Linked DNA regions of Mus musculus: regions 1, 2, 4, 5 and 6 are each linked to region 3. The links are chromatin loops, found by intact Hi-C in ENCODE. Cell type or tissue: heart. All regions are shown on one strand.

The links. A loop is a pair of places that touch in the nucleus more often than their neighbours do. Peaks named below come from ENCODE experiments on the same cell type or tissue, not always from the same donor. Only the 100,000 strongest peaks of a DNase experiment are listed, where the experiment ranks them.
Region 1: a loop joins it to region 3, with 7 times the contacts of the local background. A loop is called at or near these places in 41 of 42 quality-filtered maps.
Region 2: a loop joins it to region 3, with 3.0 times the contacts of the local background. A loop is called at or near these places in 4 of 42 quality-filtered maps.
Region 4: it touches region 3 in a loop (5-fold over the local background); 4 of 42 quality-filtered maps call a loop at or near these places.
Region 5: a loop joins it to region 3, with 6 times the contacts of the local background. A loop is called at or near these places in 11 of 42 quality-filtered maps.
Region 6: it touches region 3 in a loop (4-fold over the local background); 15 of 42 quality-filtered maps call a loop at or near these places.

The regions. Positions count from the first base shown.
Region 1 is chr6:135,375,848-135,379,847 of GRCm38, reverse strand. It overlaps Emp1 (epithelial membrane protein 1), which reads right to left. Exons shown (of 5, transcript NM_010128.4): 2 at 2,560-2,670. The coding sequence starts at 2,637. Among named protein-coding and RNA genes, the nearest start is that of Emp1, 15 kb to the right of the region's middle. In heart, no CTCF peak of the experiment used is centred here; no DNase peak of the experiment used is centred here; H3K4me3 peaks cover 446 bases; H3K27me3 peaks cover 68 bases.
Region 2 is chr6:135,321,413-135,325,412 of GRCm38, reverse strand. No RefSeq gene overlaps it. Among named protein-coding and RNA genes, the nearest start is that of Gm36582, 3.9 kb to the right of the region's middle. In heart, no CTCF peak of the experiment used is centred here; DNase peaks (open chromatin) are centred at 1,872 and 2,462; H3K27ac peaks cover 497 bases.
Region 3 is chr6:135,247,960-135,251,959 of GRCm38, reverse strand. All of the region lies in intron 2 of Gsg1 (germ cell associated 1), which reads left to right. Among named protein-coding and RNA genes, the nearest start is that of Gsg1, 4.4 kb to the left of the region's middle. In heart, a CTCF peak has its summit at 2,061 (motif pointing left); DNase peaks (open chromatin) are centred at 532, 1,589 and 1,929; H3K27ac peaks cover 1,228 bases; H3K27me3 peaks cover 438 bases.
Region 4 is chr6:135,826,654-135,830,653 of GRCm38, reverse strand. The region is part of intron 6 of Grin2b (glutamate receptor, ionotropic, NMDA2B (epsilon 2)); the gene reads left to right. Among named protein-coding and RNA genes, the nearest start is that of Gm14330, 24 kb to the left of the region's middle. In heart, a CTCF peak has its summit at 2,495; no DNase peak of the experiment used is centred here.
Region 5 is chr6:135,398,578-135,402,577 of GRCm38, reverse strand. No RefSeq gene overlaps it. Among named protein-coding and RNA genes, the nearest start is that of Emp1, 38 kb to the right of the region's middle. In heart, a CTCF peak has its summit at 2,043 (motif pointing right); DNase peaks (open chromatin) are centred at 2,064 and 3,587.
Region 6 is chr6:135,086,193-135,090,192 of GRCm38, reverse strand. No RefSeq gene overlaps it. Among named protein-coding and RNA genes, the nearest start is that of Gprc5a, 23 kb to the right of the region's middle. In heart, a CTCF peak has its summit at 2,295 (motif pointing left); a DNase peak (open chromatin) is centred at 2,282.

The DNA.
Region 1 (4,000 bases), 130 kb before region 3:
GATGTCAACACGTGTCAGGACCAAATCTTAACCAAGACGTCCTATGCAGCTATAAATACTGCTAAGCCTCATGTCTCTGTAGAAATTAGATCCCAGGTACACAAAGGTCCCAAGAGAGAGAATTGTGACCCCAAAAAGATATATTTTGGATTTCACTATTGGTGGTGCACACACACACACAAACTAACTAAAGAAATTCCACCATAGTGGTTTAAAATTCTGAAGTTCTAAGGAACAAAAACTCTGGGTGAGGAAATATATATTGAGTATGCACAATCTCCTTTAAAAAGACTCACATTTAAATCCCTAGCTAATGAGGAAAACAAGTTAACTCTTGCCTGGGAGCACCTCGCTGTGACTGCAGCACCCTGTAAATAACTCAGGAGGCTCCGGAATTAAAGCTTCCACTCAGATAGCAACTTTGAGACCAATGTAGACTACATGAGACTCCGTCTCAAAACGCAAAAACAGAAACAAAAATGTCTGGGGATCTTAAAACGGCTTAGCAATTAAGAACATTTATAGTTCTTACAAGAGGACTAGAGTGCGGGTCTCAGCGCCTCCACTAGGAGACTCACAACCATGTGTAACTCCAGCCTCAGGGAATCCAACATCTTCTTCACTGGCACTTGTATGTGCATATCCACACACATAGACATACTTTTAAAAATAAATCTTTAAAGAACAACAACAACAAAAAAAAAGATAAGGGAAAACGTCCAGCTGGAAACAACAAAGAAACAGAGGACTACTGCGGAGACAAGAATGAACCTGGGGCCCACAGGCAACCTTCCTCTATACAGAAGGGTCAGATGCAGACCATTAGAACATGCAAAGTCATTCCATGTCAAAATGCAGCATCAAGGGCTCCAAGGCAGAGGCAGCTAAAAGCACAAGGTGTGGCCAAAATGCACATCCCCAGGTTCTCCATCCCTTCTTGCCTGGACCAAGAAAAACAATTCCCTTCTGGAACAGAAGATAATTCTGTCTACACATGCGCAAACCGTGCTGAAACAGGAATCCCTAGCATACCTAATCACCTGATCTCTCAGCCCCCACATCAGAGCTGGTACTGGGTGAATAGGAAGCACATGGTAGCTCTTAATACAGTTTGACGTTTACCACCACACTGTTATCCTGTGAGGATTAGGAGTCTGCTTATAGAATGGCCAAATTACAAGCCTACAGGAGACAGGTTGGGCAGGGGTTATGTCCTATTTCATAACACTTAAACTGGCCTAGCTTGTATTTACACTCTGATGTTTGCAAAACCCCTTCTGTCTGGACTTTAAGACCTATTCACCCTTGTCAATCAACAGAGGAACCCGCCTTTAATACCAGCACTTGGGAAGCTGAGGCAGGCAGATCTCTTAAGATCCAAGCCAGTCTGGTCTACATAGTGAGTTCCAGGACAGCCAGGGCTACACAAATGAACTCTATCTGGAAAACAAAACAAAGCAAACCTTATTCACCCTTTAACCACAGCAAGGACTGTAGTCCACCCTGGAGCACTGTTTGTGTGTCTAATGATTGGCTGTCTTAACTTTAATGTTGTTGGTTGTTGTTGTTGTTTTGGTTGGTTTGGGGTTTTTGGATTTTTGGGTTTTTTTTTTCTTTCGAGCAGGGTTTCTCTCTGTAGTTTTCTGGCTATACTGAAACTTGCTACATAGACCCGGCTGACCTTTACTCACTGCCTCCCAAGTGGTACTAAAGGCGGAAGCCAACACACCCGGCAAAATGTGTAGCTCTGGCTGGCCTCAAACTCATGGTCCTCTCTCTTGCCTCTGCCTTCTTCATGCAAATCCTACCATCACAATGGGCTAGCTGGCTGCCTTGACTTCTAAGTTCAAGAAACTGGCTCATTTTGTCTAAGACAATACAAAGTGGGTGCTAAAAATGACCACTAGGGGTCAGAGTAGCCCCGGGTTCCGAGAGCAAAGACAGACTAGCGATCTCCGTAGAAGATCGTTTTATTTGATTCACGGGACACCAAGTTAATCCTACCAAATTCCATTTCACACACCTATTTCCACACAAAACTTGAATTTGTCAACCTCATAACCAAAGCAGTGTCCTTATTCTCTGATGTCTATCTATCTATCAGGAATCTGCGATCTAGCGCATGAGCAGATATTGTTAACCTGAGCACAGGGAGAGTCTGTCCCACGAGGGCGTCTTTGCCCTTCTGCCTGAACTGCACTTCTATTTTCTTCTACTTCCTCCTCTAGAGGAGACACGCCCATCCTCCAAACGCACCTCAGTGTCCACCTCCCGTGGAGAGGATTCTTCTCAAAGCTGAACCTCCCAACACCCCTAGAGGAATCACTTGTGGACTCTCGCCTTTTACACTTTGGTTATTTCTTCCCGATCTATGAGTATGTGTTTGTTTGTTTGTTTGTTTGTTTGTTTGTTTGTTTTCCCCTCACAGCTATTCAAGAAGTTCTCTGCTCTGTGATTTAACACTCCCAGCTCCCGTTTTTGTTTGTTTGTTTTTTAACCTTTTACCAAACTATTCCTAAGATCCTTCCTGGGATGAGGAAACAGGGGGCTGGGACTCACGTTGGCAATGGTGGAGACAAACAGCATAATGGCAGTGGCAATGTGGACCACAAAGAGACCAGCCAGTAGCACCAACATCTTGGCTTTTTGGTGACTTCTGAGTAGAGAATTCTGAAAACAAAAGACGGGGGAGACAGAAAGGTTATTGTCACAGTCAGTAAGACGCATCCCACCTTCTCATTTCAGGATCTCTGTTGACACAAGAAAGTGTGACAATTTTTAAAATTTAAAATTACATCAAAATGTTCTAAAACCTGATTGATACACATACCCAAATGCTTACTCATCTGTGTATAGACAAGTACTTCTGTTTTGCTCCCACATGTTTATAGATTCATCTCTTTAATATAATGAATATTCTACAGATATAATGAGTATAATTACAGAATATAATATTCATTATATTAAGAAGCGCATGGTATGCTTTATAGCAGCTGCTAATGTTTTGTTTGTGATTGACAGGCCAAAAATGTCAGGCTTTGAGTTTTTGGAAGATTTTTGTCACCTCCAGAACTCTGCAGCAGCATGCATGCCCGGTTTCCATTTGCATGAGGAAAGCATCAGTGCTCCAGCAAAATGCTCACCCAGCAAACTGAATAGAAACAATGAGTTCTGCAGCACACGCCACTATTACTCAACGGCCATAGAGCAAATTGGCTACTAATTTGATCCCGGATGAGACGTAAAATAAGAGAGACACAACTTCTGTTATTACAGTGCTCTTTGGCACCCAATAGTGTGACAACCTAATTACTGGGTAATGGCCCGGCCACTTACTGATTTAGCATTCCAGACTAATATTTGCAACACCTGAGCCTTTGGCCCTGCGTGCCTCTTGGTGGGGATGCTGTTATGGGTCTAGGGCGATGTTAGATTTCCTGCGGTTCAACATGACAGCTCTGGGGCTCCAGAAGTGTAAAGCTTGAGATAACACCAGATGTGCTTTTTGCTGGTGTGTGGTGTTTATGCAACTTCAGTCATTCAAGACCCATCCCCAAAGACAAACAGATGTATGAATCACCCTTCGGAAGAGTTGAACTAATATAAATTAACAATGTGCATGGATAAACAAAAGTTCTCAGCCACAATCTCAACAGAGACCACTGATCATAAAATCTAGAAGCTAAAGGAAGCGTAAGAGGGCACACATGGGGCAGCCGTGCATACCCTCTGTGTCACACCTATGACAGATGCAGAGTCAGCTCAGAGAGACATCAAAGGGAAAGGACTTGGAGGTGGGGGAGGTATTCACCCTCTAGGCAGGGAGTGTGTGAGGATGCACCAACCATAGAGGAGATGCTGTGTGCATCCTGCAATTGCTTGTTCCCCACCCCCCTCCACCTGATTTAATTGATGCTTTGTCTGTGCCTAAGCCACTTTCAAGCTACACTAGGTATTTATTAGAACACCGATACTATCATTATTCTGACATTCTGCGTGT
Region 2 (4,000 bases), 73 kb before region 3:
TTCCCTGCTGAGGAAGTCAGTCACCAACCTACTTCATTCAAGTAGATTCCCGCCCCAGCCCCCACTTCCGACCCCTGATTTTGGTGTGGCTCTGAATGATCTGAGGGCAGCAATTCTGTGCCTGTGTGATAACTTTATTACATTCGCATGCAAAGGGTCAGGGCAGCCTGTAGAACAACAAGCCATTGCCCAACCCTGGACCCTCCCAGAGAACCTCTGCCCAGTCAGATCTCACCTTTCCTCCCAGGTTCCCATACTAGGTGACAAGCAAGAACCAGAAGGCACCTGAGTCATGAGTCATGTGACTGAAAGTGCACACGGGGCCTCTCTCCACACTTGGCAGGGTCCCGTGAAACTGTCCTGTGAACAGAGAAGTGCTCAGAAGGCACAGGTGCGTGTCACAGAGCTCCTCAGGGCCGCTGTCCAGCCGTCCAAGATTAGAGAAAACGCATGCATGCAAATCATTTCTGAGCATTTCAGACGGCCACAGAAGTGACCGTGGTTTCTAGCTGGCATCTGCCAGAAGCTGTGGTTCCACAGGACTTCCCATTCTCATGGTCCAATGGAGGATGGTATTCATAGCTGCTCTTTGCTAATTCCCTGGCTGTATTCAGGTTCTAGTTAGTCAGTTATCAGGCTAGTTAGTCCACTGGTTGGTTATTTAGTTAATCAGCTAGTTAGATGAGAGTTGGCTAGTTAAATACCACAGAACATAATCTACCCTCAAGAAAATGACTATCTTTCACAGACCTCCCATTCCTTGAAGGAGAGGTTTCCAGGCAGAAACGTCTCTTCCCAATTCAGCAGTTTCTGGTTTTTAAGAATAATGTACTCTTGGAGGGAGGAAAGGGAAGGAAAGATATGTTATAATCTCAAAAAGTAGGGGGGGAGTGCTTAAAAAAACGGGATGGAGTCACAGATGAGTCAAAGCAGTCAGAACTTCAGAGCATCGGGTGCAAGCTCAGAGCATCTGGTACAAGCCATCAAATCTTTTTTGAAGAAAGGAAAGCTAAGCCCAGGAGATGAGGTGGCCTGACCATCGTGAGAGCACTTTACCTTGGGGTGGACCCACCAGCATCCCCAGTGAATCAGGAGGAAGCAAGCTGTTTCCCCTCTTGATGTAAGACATAGGTTTGCTCAACTTGGGCAAATATAATTTTAGACATTTCTCCTTCCTGTCTCTGCCCTAACTCCTAACACACACACACACACACACACACACACACACACACACACACACACACACACACACCACTGACATGCATACAATGCCTGTTCTGTTTTTTATCTCCATGGGATTTGTGGTTTACAGACATCATCTATTCTCCCAGCGGAAGTGTGATTGATAATGAAAACCCAATTAATACATACTAATTTTTTAAAATTTTTTTAAATTTATGTTTGAAAACCACAAGTTTAAAAAAAAATAGATTTGGCTTCCTGACTCATTGAGGGCACAGGAAGTGGCTCCAGCTGGCAAGCTCTAGCCGATGGCAAACAATGGCTCCCTGCCATCTGGTTCTGCCATGCAACCATTTTTCCATTCTCATCCAGCCGCACAGTTCAGTGCTTTATTGCCAGAGTGCATCTATCGGGTCGAGCCACCGCACCATCACCAGAGCAGAACAGCCTGCTGCAGACAGTGTGACATGCATGCAAGAATCTGGCTTTCAAACCAAAGACCTAAGGGTGACTTGGTTGCAGATGGTCTCACCCAAGGCATTAATTGACTGGCAGCTTCAAAGGGAAGTCAGCATTTCCACAGTGCCCTGAGAATGAATGAGATCATATTCGGGGGAAGCCCTTATGACATTGCTGTGGGAGTAAGCGTGAGGGATGCTCGGGCGGCGGACCGGACCGGGCAGCAGAGTTCTCAGCCCAAGAGGAAGTCTGCCAGCAGCCAGGCGGGGCCGGAGGCGGGGCTGGAAGTTGGAACTGTAGTCTGCCCCACCTGTGTACACAGGAAAGCGCCTCTTCCCACAGCCCTAAGAGGGGGCACCACTGGGGCAGGCAATAGCTAGGGCCAGCTGTGTGCACAATCCTGGAATGTTCCCTGTCCATTCCTGGTTCTCAGGCTTCTGTGGTAGTTTAAAGAGGCTATGTTGCTCCTGTTCTGGCCCACTCTTTCCTGTTCCCAGCTTGCGCTTGTGCAAAGGGAGGGCATACTGAAGAGCCTGTGCCTGTTCCTGCCCTTTCTCCCAGCTCCTCTCCCACTCCACTTCAGGGTATCGGCAGAATTTTCAAGAAATGACCAGCTGCTCGCCAGCACTGAAACCTCACATTCTCCGCCTCCAAAGCCTTCATCTTCTCTAACAGGACAGTGAGCATCTTCCTTCCTGGACTCCTGACACCTTTCTCCTCCCTCCTAAGCCCGCCTCCCTCACCAGGCCCCACCCCGTCTCCTGACCTCCACCCATAGCTCATTTCATTTCTCCTCCTACTAGACTTCTGCTACCCTCTAACAATCTTGAAAATCTTCCTGGACGGCCTTTCTGTTACTCACTCTGCTCACAATAACAGTGCTATTGTCCTGCCACGCCACGCCCTTGGGCCAGCAGTCACAGGTCATGCTCTGTGGAGGCTTCACTGCAAACAAAGGTCACCACAGAATTGTAAAAAGGTGGTGCCTGCCTTGTGCTCTGCATTCTTCCTCTGCGGTATTGGTGTTCCATGCCATGGAAGCCAGCTCTTCCGGAGCTTCTGTGACAGTATGGCCTCCCTGTCTCCATCTTTCCCTCTGTCCCCACACAGTCTAGTCTCAGTCAGCTCTTCTTCCGTAAATGTCTCTGGACACATAGAACCATCACCATTCCATTCTATTCCCACTAACATTATCCCTGGTTCAGGCTGATCTTTCTGCCATCCTCCATCAAATAAATATGTTTAAAGTGCATATATGCTAGACTATGGGCCACAAACTGGGAGAGCAAAACAGATGGAGCCTCACCTTGCTTCACCAACGCAACTTACAGCTGTTAGAGGAGACCGACCTTGCCCAAGGAAACACTAATGGATATATAATTACAAGTAGAAGTGAGCAATGTGGAAGACAAAACACAGTTAAGAGAAAGGAAGCATGGGCCAGGAATGGTGGCTCATGCCTGCAGTCCCAGCATGGGCTGCACAGTGAGTTCTACTGTAGCTTGGATTATAGAGTAAGACCCCGAGTCAAAAACAAAACAAAACAAAACCCCTGACAAGTGGGGAATTGGCTGAATGAATGGAAGTGGTCACCGAGGGGAGGAAGAAGTCGCTCACTGTCACAATCTCTGACACACAGCCTATTTAGTCAAAAGGAATGTAGATGATAGGCACTCAAAACACCAGACTCACTGATAAGGCTGGAGCTGGGAGGGCATAGGAGGAGGCTGGGGAGAGCAGGGTCAGCTTGCCTGAGACTCAAAACACCTGAAGTGCTCAATAAGGCTGGAGCTGGTGAGCAGGACATAGGGGCATAAGGGGGCAGGACATAGGAAGGGGCTGGAGAGAGCAGGGTTAGCTTGGCTGAGCAGGTCTGTGACTTGCCAGGGTTGCACCCTAGGACTCCTGAGGAGCTCTGACGCTAAGAGTGGCCTCTGCTTGAGCTTCCGACTTTCCTAACTCTCCACCTCTGCCTCCCTCATCACAAGTCTCCCTCTAGACTCTTCAGCCAATGCGGTCTTCAACCACCTGTGCATCACAAACAGTGAATCTACACTATGGTCCTTCGGCTCTTCGCCTTCTCTCCTCTCCCCATCTTCCCTGATGTAATCTGCAGGCTCTCTCAATGAAGGGGCTTCAGAGCTGAAAAGCTGGCCTTTGAATCCACGGTTTGAGCAAATTATTTCACCCCAGAAACCTTAGATATCTAGTGAATAAAATCATTGCTCTTGTGAAACTTTTGGAAGATACATTTTTTTAAGTAACTCAAAGACTGTACTACATCATGACCGTAGAATGCTTGCTATCCATCTGCCTCCTTCACCTGCTCTTACCATCCTAAGGAAATAGTAGGGGTTTT
Region 3 (4,000 bases):
CCCACAGGTGGGAGGAAATGTATTGGCAGATCTGTCTGAAAACTCTACATCTGTGTAGAAGGGCCTCAGGTACGCTTTAGGCCCTCTGGGGTCTTTTTGTGGCTCCCAGTTGCTTTTGTATAAGAACTGGGAAAAGTGGTATGCACTCGATGCTGTTTGGACACGTTCTGTGTTCATGTCTTCGCCCGTAGGCTTCCCAACATGTGTTCATGAGCCTTGTTAGCATTACAAACATCCTTCATTTGAAGACAGTGCTGGAGTCCGCAATCTGTTAAAAAAAAAAAAAATCTGCTTTACTCCGTGCATTGACTGAGTCAAATGAGCCTCACAAAGAAGGCACGTGAGCTCCGTGGAAGGTGTGCCTGTCAGAACGTGGAGGTGCAGAGAGCAGAGCTGTTTGTGCATCCTTCAGCGACAGCCAAAGCACTTAGATTCCACTCCAGCTTTGTGCTCGTTGAGTAACAGAAAGGAATTACCTAATGAGGCCATGGGTCAAGAATTCTGGCCCCTGGGAGGACAGAGAAACTCTTTCGAGGTGGGGCAAACAAGATGTCTTTGGTGAATAGCTTGGGGGACAAAATGACTAGATCCCTTAGCCCCAGGCTCAGGTGTCAGGGAAGAGGTGAACACACTAGTTCTCATTCGACATTCTTAACTACCTCTAGTCTGCAGCGAGTTGCAGCGCGGTCGCCTCGCAGTAAATTGAACTTCTGCCGACAAAGTATGGGCGTCCCAAGACCATCATTTCTCTTTATGCAGAGCCAGTAAAAATGGTTTTCTACAGCACAGAGGAGGTCGACTGAGAACCTTAGCAAGTGAAGGTCAGTCCCCGGCCTCAGCACTGGGATGTCATGAATGGGGAGGAGCTTAAATAGTCCCACCCAAGTGTGACTTCCCACTGACAGTCCAAACACACCAAGTTTAAACACTGTTGAGATGAGGGCTATTTGTCTCCATATGGACTTGCGAGCTTTCTTTCCAGACAAGCTTAATTGAATTTGTTACATTGACCAGTAGTTACTTTTTCTGTTCTGAGAGGACAGGAAAGGGTCTGGGGAAATAGCAAACCCAAATTACAATGAAAGGAAATGAATGGAGTCCTGAGTTCTGATTTTTTTTTTGTGTGCGTCAAGGCAGAGAAACTCAGTTGCTTTTTTTTTTTTTTTTTTTTTTAGAGGAAATTGAAATTTGGGGTCCAAGGACCTCAGAGAGAGGAAACTAAGACTGGTCACATCCAGCAAGTACCCAGCCAAGCACCCTAGGAATGGGTGGATCAGAGCTGCTGTGGGAGCCTAAACTAATATTTTGGAACCCTTTAAGGAAAAGAATACAAAATTATAAGTTTGGATTGGGCAACAGGCCCTTGGAAGCAGCTCAAATAAGTAAGGGGCTGGGGAGGTAGGGTTTCATTAGCTTCATTCTAAACCTCTGGGCCTCTGCATCGAACCCTGCCACGCCCATCCCCTTTTCTCTGAAGAAGGCAAACTTGAGGCAATTAAGGCTTCGGGGGTGCGGTTTATGAGCAGAGGCAATAAAAACCAAAGACACGGTGTTGTGCCAAGCGGTGACTCAAGGCGGGATATGAGACGTGTCTCCAAGTATTTGAAGGGTGGAAGCATCGAGAAGGGAAAAGAATTGGTCACTGTTCTCGGGTGGAGAGAATGGGGATGCAATTAAGGAGAGAAACATGTGCACAAAACTCCATCAGGAAACGCTGGCTAACTATTTTCTGATATCGTGATGTTGCATTTCCTATGGGAGGCACTTGAGGATCTATCTATTGAGTCACTGAGATCTGGAACTGGCCACCAGAAATGAACTATAGGGAATAGTCCTACAAAATGTCCTGCCGGGAGTGGCTGAACACCCCCAACGTTCATTCTCAGTCCTGAATTCCATAAGGCTGACACATGGCAGTCTGTAGATTTGTATCTGGACGAAAGCCAACTGAAGGAAAGAGCAGTTCTGCAGAACGAAGCCTTCTCTACCCGCATTGGACTGGCTTGGAGGAAAGGAAAGGGCAGGAAAGAAAATATGAGGGTATAGCGCCACCCAGCGGCAAGAGGGAACCATGCATCCTGGAAGCAAGCCTATTCCAGAACAAAATGGGACCACAAAATTTTTTGTCCCCTTCTCCCAAAGCAAAGTGAGTTGTGTCACAATGAGTAAAGGGGTGCTTGGGTGACACATAAAAGATACACGGGGGGCCTGAGAGATGGCTGAGCTGGTGAATGGACTTGTCACGAAGCCTGACAACCTGAGTTTGATTTCTGGAACTCACACCGTAGAAAAAGAGAACCAAACTTTCGGGATAGCATTTGAAATGTATATAAAGAAAATATCTAATAAAAAAAATAGTAGAGAACTCCTGAACAGCAGTCTACAACCACTTTCTTTTCCAACCATTTGGCCTCAAGGGAGCCATTGAAGGCACAAGTGACCAGTGACCAGCTGTAATTATTTCTCCTTTCTCTGAATGAAGTTCTGACTTCTTTGTTGGATTGTAAAATCGTTTTCTTCCACAGCTTCATAAGTGATCATGACTTCATTGTCATCCAACCCAGCCATCCCAATAACCCAAGCATGGTGCAACTTTATATATCCTAGAAAATTCCATACTCAGATGGAATTATTCAAACCTCGCAGAGACTACCAACCTTCCTGACTCAGAAATTCTTGGCCTCCAGTTTGGCTATTTGACATACTTGTTTGAATCTACCTTAGACTCTGTGAATAACCCTCTACACCAAACTTCCCAATAGAGTATGTTCTAGAAGGAAACCTGCCTTGAACACCAGTATTTGTCAAAATTTACTATATATGGTAAATCTCAGTGGTTAATACAATTTCTTAAAATGAAAAAAAAAGAAAAAGATAAAGAAAAAGAGAACCAACTCGCAGAGTCCTCTTCCATACATGTGTCACTCCCCTGCTACACACATGTGCACACACACACACACAGTGTGAAAAAGAACAAAAATGGTTTCAAGGAAGCATGGTGTAGCAAAGACAGAGGAGAAAGCCATTTCAAACAATGAATGAATGGCTTTTTACACTAAAATTGAAAGATCAAAAGAATGCTGGGTGACAGTGGTTGCACGCCTTTAATCCCAGCATGAAGAAGGAGGCAGAGGAAGATGGGTCCCTGAATTCGAGGCCAGCCTGATCTACAACTTCCAGGACAGCCAGGGCTATACAGAGAAACCCTGTCTCTTTGAGGGAAGAGAGTGGGGACATGTCAGAACAAACTGAAGACATTCTGGGTAGAAGGAAGAGAGTAGCTGCTGCTATGTGTATATATTACAATTCTAAGGACAGAAAGAATGCTGTGTGCTTCTAGTAACTGCCAAGAGGATAGATGTGACCCACTCCTTAATGGTCGGTTGGATTCATTATTGTTGTTGCTGTTGCTGTTGTAGCTGGTTTGGAGAAAATAAAAAGATGCCCATCCCTTGCTTGAAAGTTGGAAATGAAATGGTGGTCATTATAGGGCCATCAGGCCATGGGCTTTTCCCCAGATCTTCCATCCTGTTCTCTCCCACCCCTTCCTCACCCTCATCATTCCCACCCAACACACTCAACATGAGAGGAGAGATGCAACTGTTCATGAACTGCCTAGGAAATGGAGATTGCACACCGAACAAGCCAGTAGTCTATCTGTGGCTCCCGAAGCTTCAACACTGCGGAGCCTAAAGATGCTTCCTGCGAGACCCTGAGAAGTTACAGTGGATCCATATTTTTTGTGTATTGCTGTGGAAGTCAAGCCCCAGCCAGTCACAGCCCTTACTAGGGAACAAGAGGTAGAGAGGACATCAATCACCCTTTGTTTTTTTACAGGATTTCCCCTCTGCAAATGCAGATCTGTGCTGCTCTGGCCTCTGTCATAATCTCCAAGACCAGCTGGGCTGTGATTACCCTGTCACTCATTAAATGTCCTCGTTCATGGCATGGCAGCATTTAATCAAGAGGCATTTCTCAAACTACCAGAAGAAGGGGAGGG
Region 4 (4,000 bases), 580 kb before region 3:
TTCTTAATATAGTACCTGTCATGTACCAAGGTTTATCATAAATGTGTCCACTATGATTGCATTTGAACACAGTTTAAACAAATGATACAACTGAATCAGATTCTAGAAAAGAAGAAAATGACCCCTTATACACATAGAAACACACACTAAGAACAAATTCAATTTGGTCTTGAACCAAGACCAAAGCTAGGAAGCAGCAAATGAAATTGTTCATGTACTTGATGATGACTGAACAAGCCACCATGAGGACATGTGGCTCTATTCTCCACATTTGAGAGGCAGAAGCCAGAAGATCAGCAGTCCAAGGTCATCCTTGGGTATGTAGCACATTCCATGCCAACATAGGTTACTTGAGACCCTGTCTCAAAACAAACAAACAAACAAACAAACAAACCCCCAAATTGATAATGAGCATCCTTTCTCCTGTCATTCTGAGATGACTTCTGGGAAACAGGATATAGTTGAGGGATTGATCACTTGTCTAGTATTTTTGAGGACCTAGGTTTGATATGACTTTTTGCTCATGGACTTTCACAGTTCAAATACTAATGAGTAGCAAGATCATGGCAGATCAAGTCTCCAGCAGTCCGAGGGCTACACAGAGTCACGGGAGTATTGGAAATACTGTTTAGACTAAGCATTCTGTGGCCTCTCAGTAGCCTTTCAATAGCAGCCGAAGCACATAAGGAGGCACACCTATTTATGAAACCTCAGAGCGTGTCCTTGTGCTCTTTGATATACTTGGATCCTGTTTCATTGTAATAAACCACAACTTTGTGGTTGGTCATAAAGGACTCCCCTTTATGGCTTCTTCCATCTGCGGTGGATAGACCGGCTTATAACCATAAAGGAATTCCTTCCACAGGAGAACATTGTTTAATGATAAAAGACAAAGCCAGATTCAGGGTTGCATATAAAGGAAATGTTGGCGAAGAGGGAGACTGAGTTACAGCAACACCTGATACGTACATAGTGTTTTGTGGCCCACAGACATTAACATTCCCACAGTGTGACTGGGCATGAGCTTTGGCTCCACCCTGGAACCTCTGGGGAGTGCTAACTCTCAGATTCTACCAGGAAGCTCTAGAGATGAAGTCCGGTCATCCGAGGCTTAACCTATAAAACCCAGGGATGGTTTATAACAGACATTTCTTTTCCCGGGGGGAAGTATCTGTTTAATAGATACTTAAGCTGCTGCGCTGCTTCTGTCCCCTACTCTCATTTTATCTCCCAGCCATTAAGCTTTAAAAGAAGACCAAATCTTTATCCTTTCATAAAGGAGAGAAGAAAGCCATCAGCCCAGCAGGAAAGAGTTAAGACCTGTCCCAGTGGCTCTAGGAGACTCTAAGTGGCCCACAGAAGATGAATGCACCAAGCACTCTTCTAGGGATTGGCAGAGACCAGGGGAGGGCAGTTTTGAACAAAACTGACCCCTTCCCTGGCTTCAGGGAGCTCATTTCCTGGTGGGCGGGGCTAGGGAGCTAACACATGAGCAAATGAATGAATATAATACCAAGTGCTCTGGGAACCGTGAGCCAGGATGCGGTGGCTCTGAGCCATATGGTCCCAGCCTCAAAGGGCCTCCTGGAAATGCGATTATTCATAGAGAAAGTTGCTACTTGTATGTGTACCAATTGTGAAACATTATTTGGGGAAAGTTTAAACCATGACTGACTTCAAGTAAACATTTAATTTTTTAAAATTATGCCGATAGACCCTCTGCTGAAATTTTATAAAGCTGTTGTGCCGAGACTTCAGGCACATTCCTACCCATGGAACGGAGCAATGTGGTGTTAATATTTGATCTCCTTTTGTTGTTATGCTGTGGCTAGCCCATAGAGAATGAGATGAATTTTTGTAACCATTTCAATATTTATGCTTGCGTTTCCCAACAAAGCATGAATGTTCATTGTTCACTACGAGCTATGTATGGTAAGTTGCCTCTCTAATCTGCTGTCATAAGCGAACATGACATCTTTTGGCTTTCTTTCCTGACTGTTAATTATGGCAATTATGTCACTTTTTTACTTGTCCTCACTTGACCCTGTAGCATCCCAATGTGACCTTACACAGGGACGTGGTGCAGATGGATATAAAACAGGAAGTTCTCTGTCTGTTTTTAGATCATAGATGTGATCTGTGTGTCCTATAGGAAAGATGGGACATCTAAAGGTTAAATTGGCTCCTAGCACTTAAGGATTCAGATTTCTGTAGAATTCTGGATTTCAGAATCTTCTAAATATCAGAGAGAGCAGCAGCAGCAGCGGACTATCGCCCTTCTGGAGCTAAGGAGAGCAGTCTCCTTTGGCTGCACTACACGTTCTCCATTTCCACCCCTGGAGACACTGGAGAGTCATCTCCAAGAACAGAGAAGATTTCAGAAAGCACCCATTCCTTGTTTAAGAGCTAAAATGTGTGCCTTGGGAAAGGGCACACTGGGATTAAGGGGTACCCAGTTTATCTGGCCTTTTGGTGCCTCCCTGCAGTTCATCTTGAGGTCTCTAGAGGGCGACTGAGACTTCTGTGCTATGTCTTCGAAGTCTGAACCACCTCAGTCTGTAATACACTAAGTCTCCCATTTCACCTTAGAAAACAATAGACACTGGGTGAAGGCCCCTCTATTTCTCAGGCAACAAAATATAGAAACAATATGCCACCATTTAACACCTTAAAGCGTTGCAAGAGGATTTGGAGTGATCCAAAAGTACCAGTGGGCCCAGAGGAGAAGGCTTCAACCAAGAGTAAGGAGGGCTCAAAAAGGTATGTTGGTGGGGAGTAAGAGAAAGAAGTGTAGAATTAAAAACAAACAGACAAACAACAGAAAAATAAATAAAAACAAAAACCCCACTCCCCTTAGAATAGGAAAATGCCGTCACATCTTAAATGTAAAATGAAAAAAAAAAAACTGACAGCGATTAAGGGAGGAAGGGAGAGAGAGAGAGAGAGAGAGAGAGAGAGAGAGAGAGAGAGAGAGAGAGAGAGAGAGAGAGAGAGTGTGTTAGTTCAGCGCTCCAGATAGAAAGGAAGAAGGTAATGGCATTAATTGCTTGTATATTTGTGCAAGTTCTAAATAAGGATGTGAGGGGAGGGCCTAGTCTCTCTCTGTTCCAGGAAAGTGGCATTTTAGATTCTCCCACATCCTACTCCTGAAGTTAGAAGCATTCCATCTCAGAGTGGAACTGGTTCTTCAGAGAACCACAAGGATCATGTAGCCACATTTCAGAGCACAGACAAATCCATCCCGACTGGCTTTTCTGCAGTCTGTGAGAGTCTGGCCTTTACCCCCCTGTGCTGTCAGCATGCAGTCAGCTTTAGTCTAAGTCCGCAGACATAGGTGAAGGACTCAGTCATAGAGACCCCTGCATCAGAGGCTAAGAGAAAAATCAAGGCGAATGTGACAGCTCACTCTCTCTCTCTCAAGGACTGTGTGCACTTAGCAGAAGGGATAAGAAGGTCAAGAGGCAGGGAAGACTATGAGGAGCATGCTGCAATGAGATACTCCCTGGACATGGCCCCTGCTCTTACCAAAGTTCTAGCTCAGCCTGCTTCCAAGTGTGGGCGGAGCTTGGAGATGCAGGAATGGGATAAGCCAGAAGAGATGGGGGCGTAGCTTAGAGATGCAGGCATGGGCTAAGCCAGAAGAGATGGGGGCGGAGCTTGGAGATGCAGGAATGGGATAAGCCAGAAGGGATGGGGGCGGAGCTTAGAGATACAGGCATGGGATAAGCCAGAAGAGATGGGGGCGGAGCTTAGAGATGCAGGCATGGGATAAGCCAGAAGAGATGGGGGCGGAGCTTAGAGATGCAGGCATGGGATAAGCCAGAAGAGATGGTGGCGGAGCTTAGAGATGCAGGCATGGGATAAGCCAGAAGAGATGGGGGCGGAGCTTAGAGTAGCAGGCATGGGATAAGCCAGAAGAGATGGTGTGCTGCTGCTTTTGAGATGAACTTGTACGATGAACTCCTCTCTTGGATTACTCTTTCTCCGTCTCATATTCCTT
Region 5 (4,000 bases), 150 kb before region 3:
ATAATATTGGAAATTGGATATTGTTCCAAATTTCAGAAGATAAAACTGAATCAAAGCATTATTTAGAATGCCTAGGGTCTTGGAAGATGATTCGGTGGTTAAGAGCCCATTCTGCTAAAGGCCAGAGTTTTCCCAACAGCCATATCTGGCTACTCACAACTGCCTATAACTAACTGGAACTCCAAAAAAGTCCAACACTTCTGACCACCATAGCACTCACATTCACATGCACACAACCCCCACAACACACACACACACACACACACACACACACACACACACAGAAATTTTAATGTTTTCACTGCGGTTTTTAATATTTTAATTGTGTATTTTTAGTTATGCTCGAGGTATCTGACCTCTCCTTCCTCCTGCCCCTGGAGCTGAAGTTACATACAGGTGGATGCTCTATGTGGTTTCTGGCAATCCAAACTGGAGTCCTATTAGAGAGAAGAATCCACACTGAACCACTGAGCCATCTCTCCATTGCCTGCACCCTCCAAAAAGAGTTTTTTAGTGTTTTTCTTCTTGCTCTGTGAAGAATGTTGTTGGAAATTTCATGAACATTAAATGGAATTTGTAGATTGCTTTTGATTTTACAGGTCATTACAACATTAAATCAGCCAACCCATGAGCATGGGAGGTCTTTCATCTATGTCTTCATCAGAGATATAAGGAGGTCCTTGGGGGAAGAATTAATGTATGGAGTGGCTGAACTGTCCCTGCTGTGTTCTTTAGAAATTACTGGCTCCTGGGTCTCAAAATTCACTAAGGGTAACGCCACTGTTCATCTCAGCCACCTGTAAGATGCTACTCTTTTGAGAGACAAACCAAAGAGACAGAAAAATCCAAGAAAAATGGCAACAACAGTTGGAGGAACAAATTTGTTAAATGTGTTCACTCATATTGTGATAATAAAGGTTTTGCATCTTGCCTCTGATATTGGCATTTCCAAGGGACACAAGCTAACATCCCAACTTCTTCCCCCTTCGTCCTCTCAATATACAGAAAGAGATTTAGCAACCATTGAACCAATCAAAACCCTAAGAAGGATAATAACCACAAAATTCTGGAGTAGGTAATATCGCTACTTTGGAGTAATTGTGACTCCTAGACTCTTCAGGGTTGTTCCAAGTTCGAAGTTTCTGTCTGAATACCATTGTGTGTGGCCTCTCATTTTTCAGATGCACCCCAAACAAGAATTCCAGTCTAGCCATTTACCCCTCCAGTAAATACTAATAATTTTTTATACACATGTCACTGTTAAAATAAACATAATCCCACCACCTTGTGACAGTTCATGGAAGTCGGGGCTTTGAGCCAGCTTCAAGTGATGTGGGACTAGGCTGCCTGCTGAGAGCAGAGGACCATTTAAGGTAGAGAGGACACTGTGAGTGTGGCAGAGCTCTGATGGAGTACAGGCATGTTCTCCAGGCATGGTCTTATGCATCATCGTATGAAGATGGAAAGCAAGGGGGAAAGGCAGAAGAGATTGAAACTGGAAAGGATGTTGAACCTGGGTTTTGAGGAATCTGGGATGCAGGCTAAGAAAGATGGCTTTATTGATCACATTACTGGGACTTCATAGATGCTTTTGAGCAGGATAGGGACCCAAGGAAAACCTGACCTTTGGTAAAATGACTGTCTTCTTGGAGTGGAGAGGGGTTTAGAGTAGAAATCAATTTGAGACTTTTTTCCAGACAAGAGAAAACTAATTCAGAGACGATGTCAGGGCCCCTCGGGACCACGCTAAAAGACTGTAAAGAAGGATACACATTTCAGAGTTTAACAGATATAATTTTTGTGGTCTTAAACCTTTATCTGATCTTGAAGCTGATGTCTCCTGCTTTGAAATTGCTTGTAGCTGCACAGAACTACACATCTCCTTCTGTAACACTTTCTACAACATGTCATATCTGAAGAAAAACTGCTTTGATGGTTCATGTCTGTTATCTCAGTATTAGAATGACAGAGACAGGAGGATCAATCAAAGGCTAACCTCCACTACATTGGACCCTGTCTCAAAGAAGAAAAACCAATGTGGCCACTAGGGGGCAGAGTTGCACTAACAACGTCCATAGAGACCAGAAAAACAGTGTCCCCAAGACTTAGATGAGCACACACCATCAAGGTGAGGAAACACATCCTAATGTAACCCTATCCAGAAACCACGGCCTGGAGTCTTTCACTCTTGGGAAATACGAAACAAGTTTACACAATAAGAGAACATGGGAAAAGGTTTATTTCTGAGTCTCATTTTCTGGCTAACAAGATGGAGTCTGAGAAATTTATTCAGCAAGATAGTTATCTTATGCCAAACATTGTCCAGTATACAAGGATGTGGTCATGACTTGGAGTAGAGGGGATGTGATAGTGAGTGCTGTCAAGTCGACATAATCTAGAATCACCAGGGAGATGGGCCTGTGGACATACCTTGGGGAATTGTCTTGCTTTCATTAATTGAAGTGGGAAGAACTGCCCACTCTGGATGACACCATTCCCTATTTAGATCCTGCACCGTATAAATGGAGAAGAGAAGCTGAGCAGCCAGAAGAAGCATTTGTTGTTGTGTGCTTCCTCTTAACTATGGATGTGAGGGCCAGCTCCTTCAAGCGTCTGCTGCCCTATTTCTTCTCTGGTGTGATAGACTACACCTGAACTCTGCAAACTGATGTGAGCCTTTTCTCCCTCAAGAGAGTTTATCATGCCAACAGGAAGGAAAACTAATATGAGGAGCAGAGAATGGAAGGCCAAGGAGAGAAAGACAAATGAAGACCATTTGGATGCCAGCTGCTGTCCCGAAGGTGTTAACGTGGCAGTGCTGTTGTAGAATCTTCTTGTTACCGTGCGGAGAATGGAAGGAAGCCTTCCAGGAACTGACACCAAGTTGGAATTCAAAAGCTGAGAATGAACCAATCAAGTGAAGATGTTGGGGAAAGAGGGTTTGAGGCTGTGAGAACAGCTCATGCAGACACCTAGGCAGACTGAGCTCTTGACCTTCTCCTATAACAGAAAGGTCTGAGGGGTGTGAACTGGGGGCGATGACAGTGACATAGGAATGGCTGGTGTGAGGTGACTTGAAGAGTCTATGGGGGCCATTCCTACTCAAACCCACACCACCACGTGAGGGTATGTCAGTGTCCTCATCAGGCAGTCAATACGTCATGATATCAACAACTCAACATATCTTTCATACCCTCTGAGGAATCTGGTCTGAATTTGTTTTGACACTATCTTTGTTCACACCAATTTTTACCTGAATATTCCCAGAAGATGAGGTTGTCTTGGCTAGCTGGGGGTGGGGGGTTGTCAGAGTGCTTCCCCCCCCCACACACACACACACACATTGTGAGCCTGCGGAGAGGCTCTCATTTTCTTTCCAGGTCACATTTGCCTTGTGCCACATCCAACTCTCAAGTAAATGAAAGGCACACCCATGTGGTATTAATAGTGCTATTTTGGGTGATGATATAATGGATTCCAGAATCACCAAGAGGACTTTTGGCATCTCTCTGGGGGTGCTGGCGGGACTGCTCTGCATGTCTGGGTAGGCCTACCTCTCACTACGGGGATCTTCCTGCCAAGAGGACCTCGTGCTGTTTTTGACCTTGGGCGGGTAAATGTCTTAGTATTTCCTAAGGATGAGTGAGATCACCCTGGTGTGAGTGGGAAAAGACCTTCCTCAGGCCCTGACCTTCCCCGAAATGGGCCTGATTCCAGCTTGTTGGCTTTCTGAGAAAGAAGGAAATGGAAAGGAAAGGAGGAGGGAGGGAAAGGAGGGGGTTCAGCAGGACATGAATGTGGAGAGTTGTCCAGACTGCTGGCTCCCAGATCTGTTGATTTACACATTGATTTATTTGTAAATACATCCATGGGGCATGAACTAGGTACCACTCTGATTCTAAGAATTTTGGAAATATTAATACATTTGAACCTTAAAACATCTTTACTAAATAAGTGAAGGAGGAAGAGGGGAAAGGAAGAAAGGTGGGTGAGGAGGGAG
Region 6 (4,000 bases), 160 kb after region 3:
AGGTCAGGTGAATGTCCCTTAAAGGAGACATAACTTCCCACAGAGAGAGAATCAGCACTGGGCGCTGGCTTACACTGCACAGAGGCTTCAGGCCTGCGGGAACTTTGTGTCGTCGTCCCCCCACCCCCACCCCACCCCCATCTCACGGGCTGCAGCTTGAGGGAAAGCTTTTCTTCTTGTCTGGAGCGCCCTCACCTGACAGCTGACTCAAGGCTGGGAGATGGAGGACAAATCAGAAAGGCAGTTCCCACCAGTGCCTCCCTGCGGCTTCCATGCCAGACAGGGCGAGAAGACCAGGAGAGAGGCCAGGAGAGGGCTCCTGATTTGAAGAAGGAGAATCAGAGGAATCCTGAAAATATGGGTGATCATACTCAGGCTTTGTTTCTTTGACCAAATGCTCCCTTTAAAAACAGTTGTAGAATTGATCAGGGATTGACAGCAGAGAGAGCCAAGAACCAGCGATACAATCCTTACTGTATCTGCTCCATCGTGCTTCCCTGAGTTTCCTGTTAAATGAAGGCTGCAGAGACACCAACCAGACAGTCTCTGCGACCTCCTTAAACCACAGAGTTTTAGGTCCAGAGATGTTCCTCTCCAAGGAATGGGCAACTCTGTAGGTATTTGGGGAGTTGCAGGGTCAGGCACCAGTGACTTGCTACCCAAACCCAGCCATCTATGGAACATCAGCAGAATCCAGGGAGGCCAAAGCATTATCTGCCCTGAAGACAAAGGGTTCTAGAGCCAGACATGCAGATGCAGGCCTGTAAGGGATACCTGGGAGGCCGGAACAGGAGTCCTGAGAGTGAAAGGCCAGCCTGGGATATGTAGTACCAGGCTAGCCTGGGATACAGCATCAAACCCTGCCTCACACCTGGCTCAGTAAGTAAGTATGCTTGCTATGCAAGCATGAGAACTTATGTTCAAATACCCAAGACCCAAGTAAAACATTGTGGTTACACATGTACCTGTAGCCTCTGCCTTGTCAGGGAAGATCGCCAGGGCTTGCTAGCCTAGCTCTAGCTACAGTGAGAGACCCTGTCTCCAAGAAATAAGGCAGAGGGTGATAGAACAGAAACACTCAGTGTCTCCTTCTGACCTCCATACATGCATATAGGTAGAGGTTCACACACACACACACACACACACATTCCAAAAGCAAGCCAGACATGGTGCTATATACACCTGTGGTCCTACTTCTTGGGAGGCGGAGGTAGAAGGACCTTGCCTACAAAGTGACTTTGAGGCTAACACAAGCTATATAAGATCCTGTCAGAGAGAGGGGGGGGGGGCTCAAGAGCTAAGAACACTGGCTATTCTCACAGAAGACCTGAGTTCCGTTCCCAGCATTCACAAGGCAGCTTACAACTGGTTGTAATTCACCCCTAAAGGACCGGTCCCTTTCTTTCCCTGAGGGCATACATGTGATACACGTACACAGATAAAAGCACGCATATAATAAAACCTTTCATGTAAAAGAAGGAAAAGAAAAGGAAACAGGCAATAGCTCAGCAGGGAGAGATGCAAGTCTGGGCCTGACTTCAGTCTCTAGAACCTGTGTGGTGGGAAGAGAGAAGTGACCTCTACACACATGCACAGGAACCCACACATAATTAATTAATTAGTTAATTAATTGATTGATTAATTAATTGATTGATTAATTAATTAGTTAAAATGTTTAACACACAAAGACAGCAACCTACAAGCTAAAGTCCAGATTCCCCGGTGCTCAGAGGTAAACAGTTAGGATTTTCTGAAGCAACGCTCCATTTGAGGCTGAGGCTGGGATATCAGTGACCATGCAAAACCCTGGCAGCAACAAAAGAAAGTAGTCAGGAAATCAAAAAAGCCCAACAGGGCATTCAGTGCTCAGCAACAGTAAGCCCAGAACGGAAGGAAACACGGAGCGAGTGGGAGGGCGGAGGGGGCTCCTGGATCTCCAGGGCCAGCTTGTACTTCTGGTTTTGACCGAGAGCCAATGTTCTCACCACATAAATACCAGATGACATTCATAAGATCAGTCCGTGAGACGTTACATGTAATGATGCCAGGTTGCGTGCAAACGGGCTGGGAAACCTTGGAGAAGTTCACACACAAAAAAAATAAGGGCAAAGGAGACGGGAAGTGGCTTTAAAGGTTAGGGGAAGGGGCAGCTCTGAGGCACGCCTCCCTCGGTCCTGCTCACAATCTTGTGCCCTCAACCAGAATGGGGCCTTAAGCCAGGAGATGCTGTATTTAGGCTCCCCAGGGTTGAACGCTGAGGTCTTCCTGCCATCTAGTGGAGAAGCCGGGTATGGCAACTTTGGTTCGGAAAGGTGGGACCCTAAGTCTATTTCACACGTGATTAAAAAAAAGAGAGAAGGCTGCTGGGCTTGCGCATTGATTCATCATTAACCGTTTAGTTCAAAGAGTGGCACTTTGCCTCCAGACATCAATCAACTGACACTGGCCAAGGGCCAGCCTGGACTGAGTCTTCGCATTCTACTTTCCTATGGGCGGAGATGAGATTGAAGTCCTCTTCCGTATAGTAATTCTCAAACGTGGAACTTCTAGCCCTTGACGCAAAGAGCTTATAAATGAACAGAAGTGACAACGGGCCATGGGAAAGACCAGCACTTTGCAGAGGCAGTCTTCTGTTACCAGAAAGGGCACGCACTCAGAATGTTGTGACCATCTTTCCACTTGGGGGACCATTTAATCTCTTGGCCAAAGCTCTCCAGAGACAGAGATGGTGCCATTCCCAGGTCCTCCTCGGTGTCTCAACAGCCATAGGTATAGAAACCCTGGCAACGGGCTGGTGAGATGGCTCAGTGGGTTAGAGCACCCGACTGCTCTTCCGAAGGTCCAGAGTTCAAATCCCAGCAACCACATGGTGGCTCACAACCATCCGTAACGAGATCTGACTCCCTCTTCTGGTGTGTCTGAAGACAGCTACAGTGTACTTACATATAATAAATAAATAAATCTTAAAAAAAAAAGAAAAAAAAAAAAAGAAAGAAACCCTGGCAAGGCTCCTCCCTTAACGACAAGATGGGCCCAGAACATTCTATGCCCTTCAGGGGAGGTGGGAGCAGAATGGCCATACCAGCCTCAGCTTCATAGGGTTGGAGGCCACCCTAGGCTCCATGAGACTTTGTCTCAAGAGACATACCTTTAGTCCCAGAGTTCAGGAGACAGAGGCAAGCATATCCCCTTGAGTTTGAGGCCCCCATACAGAGCTAAACACTATCCCCAAAAAGGAGGAGCAGGTAGCAGGTCTTCAGTCTCCTTATCCAGAGGTAATCTGATACCTTCCAGTGAAGAACGAAGAACGGAAGACCTAAGAGCCCGGAAGTTGCTAGTCACGATGACCTTAATTCCCAGTTAGCAGACTGAGGCAGGATGGCCACAAGCCAACGTGGGCTACATGGTGAATTCCAAGTCATCTTGGGCCAGAGAGAGAGAGGAATACACAAGCCTTGCAGGGTCTGTCTCTCTGTCTCTGTCTGTCTCTCTCTGTCTCTGTCTCTGTCTCTGTCTCTCTCTCTCTCTCACACACACACACACACACATACACACACACATCTATCTGCAGTCCTGCTAGGCACACCAACTCCATACAAACTCAGACACAATCCAAAACGCTTCAGGAGGCTACGTGCTTGGCCTGCCCTGGTGGATGGTGCACATAGAGTCATAAGGTCAGAAGCTTCTCCCATGGCTAGCCTGTAGATCTCATCTGTATCCTTTGCAGCAGCCTTTATAACAAATGCAGAGACATTTCCCCGACTCCTGGGAGTCAGTCCTGACAGGAAAGGGTGAGAACACCCAGTTTATAGCAGAGAAATTAGAAACACAGATCTAGCACCCAGGGACCAGACTGATAAACAAGTGATGGTGATCCGTTTGGAATTCTGGGCTCTCTCAATCCATGGGATGTGATATTGTCTCCAGGTAGATGGTGTAAGATTTGAGTTAAATCACAGGTCACTTCCCGGGCTTCCACTGTGATACTGCTGGCTTG